Linked DNA regions of Mus musculus: region 1 is linked to region 2. Evidence: chromatin loops called from intact Hi-C (ENCODE). Cell type or tissue: gastrocnemius. All regions are shown on one strand. Links, peaks and the distances in the headings refer to the core of each region. The heading gives the core; the rest is flanking DNA.

The links. A loop is a pair of places that touch in the nucleus more often than their neighbours do. Peaks named below come from ENCODE experiments on the same cell type or tissue, not always from the same donor. Only the 100,000 strongest peaks of a DNase experiment are listed, where the experiment ranks them.
Region 1: it touches region 2 in a loop (2.1-fold over the local background); 10 of 42 quality-filtered maps call a loop at or near these places.

Annotation. Positions count from the first base shown.
Region 1 is chr7:35,858,275-35,861,189 of GRCm38, reverse strand. No RefSeq gene overlaps it. Among named protein-coding and RNA genes, the nearest start is that of Zfp507, 57 kb to the right of the region's middle. In gastrocnemius, for the core only: a CTCF peak has its summit at 1,384 (motif pointing right); a DNase peak (open chromatin) is centred at 1,380.
Region 2 is chr7:35,685,690-35,688,604 of GRCm38, reverse strand. It overlaps Dpy19l3 (dpy-19-like 3 (C. elegans)), which reads left to right. Exons shown (of 19, transcript NM_178704.3): 19 at 1-2,915. Among named protein-coding and RNA genes, the nearest start is that of Gm42379, 27 kb to the right of the region's middle. In gastrocnemius, for the core only: a CTCF peak has its summit at 1,674 (motif pointing left); DNase peaks (open chromatin) are centred at 1,166, 1,676 and 1,929; H3K4me3 peaks cover 1,458 bases; H3K27ac peaks cover 1,159 bases.

The sequences.
Region 1 (2,915 bases), core at 119-2,618, 170 kb before region 2:
TGAGTAACCGCGTCACGTCTGCAGGTTGCTGTGCAAATGTTGATACATTTCTCTTCTAACCTTAGTTTTGTTGGGAGAGCTTGACCAGTGGATGACAGCAGGGACAGCATCTTCTTTTCCTCTGTAACCGGCCTTAAGCTGACTCAAGGCACCATTGTCTTAACAATGGACCACTTATCATTCCTTTTCTTAGGATATACTTATTTTTTGTTTTATTAATATAAGTGTTCTGCCCATGTGCTGGTTAGTTTTATATCAACCTGAAACAAGACCAACTCATTTTGGGAAAAAGAGCATTGAAAAAAAAAATGCCCTGACTAGATTGACCTGTGGACAAAGCTATAGTGCATTTTCTTAATTAGTGATTGATGAGGGAGGCCCAGCCCACTGTGGGTAGTGTCAGCCCTGGGCTGGTGGTCCTGGGTTCTATAAGAAAGCAGACTGAGCAAGCCATGAGGAGCAAGTCAGTAAGCAGCACCCCTCGATGGCCACTGCATCAGCTCCTGCCTGCAGGTTCCTGCTCTGTTTGATTTCCTGTCCTGACTTCCTTTGATGAGGAACTGTAATATGGAAGTGTAAGTGAACCCCTTTCCTCCCCAAGTTGCCTTCGATCACGATTTTTCATCATAGTAATAGATACCCTAACTAAGACAGTCCACATGTATGTGTGTGTAACTTATGCATGCATAGGGCCCTCAGAGGCTAGAAGGGGGTATTGTGTCACCTGGAAGTGGAGTTACAGATGGTCATGAGCTGCCATGTAGGGGCTAGGACTCAGGTCCTTTGCCAGATCAGCAAGTGCTCTCAACCACTGATCTGTCTGTTCATTTGGGGTTGTTGTTGTTGTTTTGTTTTGTTTTGTTTTTACCATATGGGCAGAGTGCATCCTAAATTTGTTTTCCCAAAGTAAGTACATTCAAGTGACTATTATTGAAACTAGGAAGTAGAACAGTATCTCTTTTGTGCCCCTGACAGTTGTGCCTTCACCCTGTAGTTACTGTCCCAATGTCTAACAACACACTTCAAGCTTTTCTTAGTTGGGGGATTTTTATATGTATGGAGTTTCACAGTGAATGCCACAGAGCCTAGATTTCTTTCTAAAGAGGTGAAGGAGTTAGGGTGTTGAGCCAAACACATTATATATATGTGTGTGTAAAATTCTCAATGAATAAAAAAGAGTCACTCAATAAACTAGTTCCTTCATTTTTCTTGACATTTAATAATCCTTTATATGAATACCCTGTAGCTTATATATCCAGTCTTTTCATGAGGATCTTTTGGTATTTTTTAATACTTATTTTTAAAAGATTTATTTACTTCTATCTTACATGTATCTTTTGCCAGCATGGGTTCAACCTGTCCATGCAGTACCCGTGGAGGCCAGAAGAGGGCATCAGAAACCTATGGAACTAGAGTTACAGATGGCTGTGAGAATCAAACTCAGGTCCTCTGGAAGAGCAGCCAGTGTTTTTAACCACGGAGCCATCTTTCTAGCCTCTTTTAGGTTAATCATAAACATTCTGGCACATGTGCAGACGTTTCTGTTGAGTTTCTCTGCAGGAAGAGAAATCTGAGGTCACATGTTCACCTTCAGTAGACAAAAATCAGGGCTTCCAATTTGTGTTTCCAACAACAAGACCACACTTCTGTATAGGTCATTTATTTCTGCTGCTAAGATTCAACTAAAGGAGTAGATGTGGACCATGGGTAGACAGCCAGAGGTTCCTTTGTAAATGGCAGGAATATGACCGAGTACAACCAGTGTGCAAATCAGTCCAGAGGCTCTTCAAAATATTAAAGATAGAATTCACATAGGGTCAAGCTAGGACACTCCAGGGTACACAAGCCAAAGAGCCAAAGGCAGATTACTAGGAAGGTCCCTGCAGACCCATGAATGTCAATGCCCATCACTGGAGGACCAACAGATAAAGGAAGTGCTAACTACACACACACATACACACACACACACACACACACACACACACACACGATGGAGTGTTATTCATGTATAATGAATGTAATTGCTTGCTCAGAGATGGATGGAACTGGAGGTCATCGTGTTAAGTGAAATAAGCCAGTCTTACTAAGAGATGCAACGTGTGTGTGTGTGTGTGTGTGTGTGTGTGTGTGTGTGTGTGTGTGCGCGCGCACGCGAGTGTTCCTCCTTTCTGTACAGGATGATGTCAGGGCAACATGAAAGTAAAACATGGACTCCCAGACGAGGAAAGAGGGAGGAAGGCAACAGAAGCAAAGAGCAGTGGATGTGATCAAGAACAATAAGAACACGCATGTGCACAAACGTCCAGAGAGAGCCCTCAGCTTGTGAAATAAATACTCACTAACGGAAGGATCCTAGCCTCACTTATTAGCTGTGAAGGTTGCTCTGGGGAATTTCATGCAACCTCAGATCCCTGACCTGTGAAAGGCCCATAATTGAATGTTCTTGAAAAAAACTCAAGTTAGGTTTTATGCTAAAGGCAACGTGTAGGTCTCTTCCAGTGCCCCTGTAGTCATCTGGCATTAGGGCAGCTTTCTCCTGGCAGTGTTAGCATAAAGGACACCAAGCTGGGGAGGCCTGGGCTACTGTGTTCCTTCTGAGCCTTCCCACAGTCTCTCTGACCCTCGGTTTTTCAAGCTGGGAAATGGAGAGGATAAGACTGCTCCATGGGAATTACAAGGATCTAAAGCTTTCATACAAAATTTAACAATTCACAAAGTTCAGCTTTTCTCTCCTAAGATTTCAGTTCTCTGCCTGTTCCGGTGAACCAGATACTTAGCATATCTAGAATGTCTGTGTGTCACCCTCAGAAGAAAGTTAACTGTTGGGAGAGCAACTGTCAAGCTGGCCTTTGCTGTAACCCTTATTACAAGGACCTGAAGACATAGAGCCCACTCAGTTCATGTTACAGATGGGG
Region 2 (2,915 bases), core at 136-2,635:
AAACTGTAACTGCTGAGCAGTCTCCTGACCCCGCCCCTCTCCTGCTAGCATCTGAAACCTATCGGCTGTGCTTGATTGATCTCAGCAGTGTTTTGACACTGCTCAGCAAATTCTGATTTCCATAATAAAAAATCTACTCCGGCAAACAAGCACACCCTTGCCAGTTGTTACCAATCCCCAGGAGGGAGGGCCTCGGTGGACCATTTACGCGTAGCCTGCGTAAATGGGACTGTGCCCATACTGTGCACAAGCAGTTTTTAATTCCTTTAACTGTTTAAACGGAAGAGGCTGATAAACTCTGACTCCATTACCTTGTTCTATAACTGATAATATAGACTGAAATCTCTGGACATCAGCTCTTCTTCTGGTAGCCTCTTTCAGGGTCAGATGGCTTTCTCACCAGTGCTGCAACTCCACCTCAGAAGGAGGGTCCAGTCCAGCTTCGACACATGGGGTTTTACTGGCTCTCAGCTTAGGAATCCACTCTGATGGTCCCAAGATTTCCCCTTGAGCTTGGCAAGCCTGTAATTTCTGCACTTGCACAGACAGCAAAGTAAAAGCATTTTGCAGCTGTTGGATTTTCTCTGTAACTAACTTGTCCTTGAAAGGAATCTTGAGTTCTTCAGAGGCAATAAGTGGCAAAGAATTCTCCTCCCTATGATATTTAGCCGCTTCCTCTTCCAGCTGCTCAGTCGTTATCATCGTCTCCTCCTCCGGGCATGGTGGCTCAGACACTGCTTCAGTATTCAGAGGCCAGACTGCAAGAGCAGGCACCTTGGCTTTGCCAGAGCATCCTGGATGGGTGCTGCTTCCCTGTAACCCATTTTTGATCCCAGCGGCGGTGCCTCCTCAATGCCTGCCCCAAATGTTCTGGGTTCCCAAATGAAAGACAGGCACAGCCTTTATGTTTTGGTAATGCCTAAAACAGATCAATGACTAGGCCACTTCCTAAGCTCCACATGGCTCATCCACCTCCCTCTGATATTCCCAAGTTATTTCTTACTAAATCCTATATTCCATCTTTGCTGCTGTAAGGCAACCCTCATAGGGCCGCTCTCCCCGATGGCCGCTATGCTCTCTGCCCTGCACCCTCTCAGGCACGGCAGCTTCCCTCCCCCACCTCTCCTGCCATTGCGGATCTCCTTCCTTTCCCTCAGTCCCTCACCCGGGAATCCTAAAGGTCCCGCCTCTGTCTATCCTGCCCAGCCATTGGCTGCCGGAAACTTTATTTACCAATCAGAACCAAATGAGGGCATGGTCCCTTAGTGTCTTACACGTGGATTCTAGTACAAACCCAAAATAACCTGATACACGGAGCCACAGCTAGATTTACTGTACCTTCCTCAGGAAACCAAGGACAACCCCCCCCCCACAAAAGCTAAGAAGTCAGGTGGTTGCCGTTGCCCTTCTTTAGCCCCACGAGTGTGGAGCAGTTTCTTAAGCATTTGTATAGAAAGCATAGGGCCGTTTCCATTTCCCATTTTTGTTTCTTTTTTCTTGTGTTTTCACTTTTTTCGAGTTCCTTTACTTTTCCTGAGCGCCCTTATCTACTCCATCCTGTCTTTGCTCCTGAGAGAGTCTCACCGCACATTCGCCTTTTCTGAGCACTTGCTTTTTCTGGGGTGTCCACCACTTGATCCCCAAACTCTCAGAGCGTCCCTGTTTGAGCGCCACCTGCCGGTGGGAAGTGGAACAGTCCTCTGAGGAGGGAGTGAGGATGATCCTGGGAAAGCCGGAAAGAAGACTCAGAGACAGGAGTTAGAATTGGGAAGGCTGCAGATCACTACCACGTCAGACTTGAGTTTACGGTTCTTGGTCTTTTTATGCTTTACAGCGCGGTGGGAAACAAGGTCATATGCTAGGTTTGTTCCCATCAGGAAGCCTCCCTGCTCCTTTCTATAAATTTAACAGAACGTTCAGCCCCTCTTCCCAGGCCAGGAAACCTGCCAGCAGACGCCGACCTGCCCTGACTCTGCCTGGCAGGCCGACTTTCCCAGAAGCAGACAAATGGCTCCCGACGCTCTCGGGAACCAGATCTTTCAGCAAATAACATTTGATCGTTTTAGCTGTGGTGAGGAGTCTAGCTTATGACCTTGTCTTTGAACACACAGGAGGAAAACAGATCCACCCTTGGCCACAGCCCCCACACTGTGCAAGCAGGAGCCAGTGCCTGTAGCCCTCACTTTCTGCAGTGCGGGCCCTGGGGACTGTTGGTAATAGTGTTCAGCTGTGACTCTGGATAGAACAAGCTCGAGGCTCTGCTTCTGAGTTCCCAGAAGAACCTCCAAGTACAACAGAAGTGCTCTTAATTAACTCCACTTCTGAGTCCACGGAGCCTCGAGTCTCCAGCCCTCTTGGGAGCCGCCTGCTGCAGTCCCGCAGGTGGCCGGCCACTGCCTTGTGTTTCCACTCCTGATACCGAGCTCCAGTCAGTGGTAGCCCACCTCAGATGTCTGGGTGCACCTTCTGCTGCTGATTGTGAGTTTAGAGCCCCAACCACAAAAGGGCCAAGGGTGTGGCTTGAGAGTATAATGTTTGCCTGGTGTTCCTAGCACTTCAGCAGACAGACAGAAAAAGAGATAATTATGCAGAAATTGAAATCAAATGCTTTACAAGGTGGGTTGCTCATCAAAATTGCTTTTAAATTTAACTTGATCATGTCTGCAGAGATGGTTCAGTGTGTATATCACTTGTATAGCTTGGGTCTCAGCACCCACGTCTGTCAGCTCACAACTGCCTATAGCTCTGGCTCCAAGGGACCCACCCAATGCCTTCGTCGTATACAGACAAATAATGAAAAATAAAAGGAAGTCCTTTACTTTTAAATAAAAATTTGATCAGAAAAATTATTAGGTACTGGAGGGATTAAAATGAAGATGAGTGAGCTTAAATTCCTTCATACAAGTATCTATGTG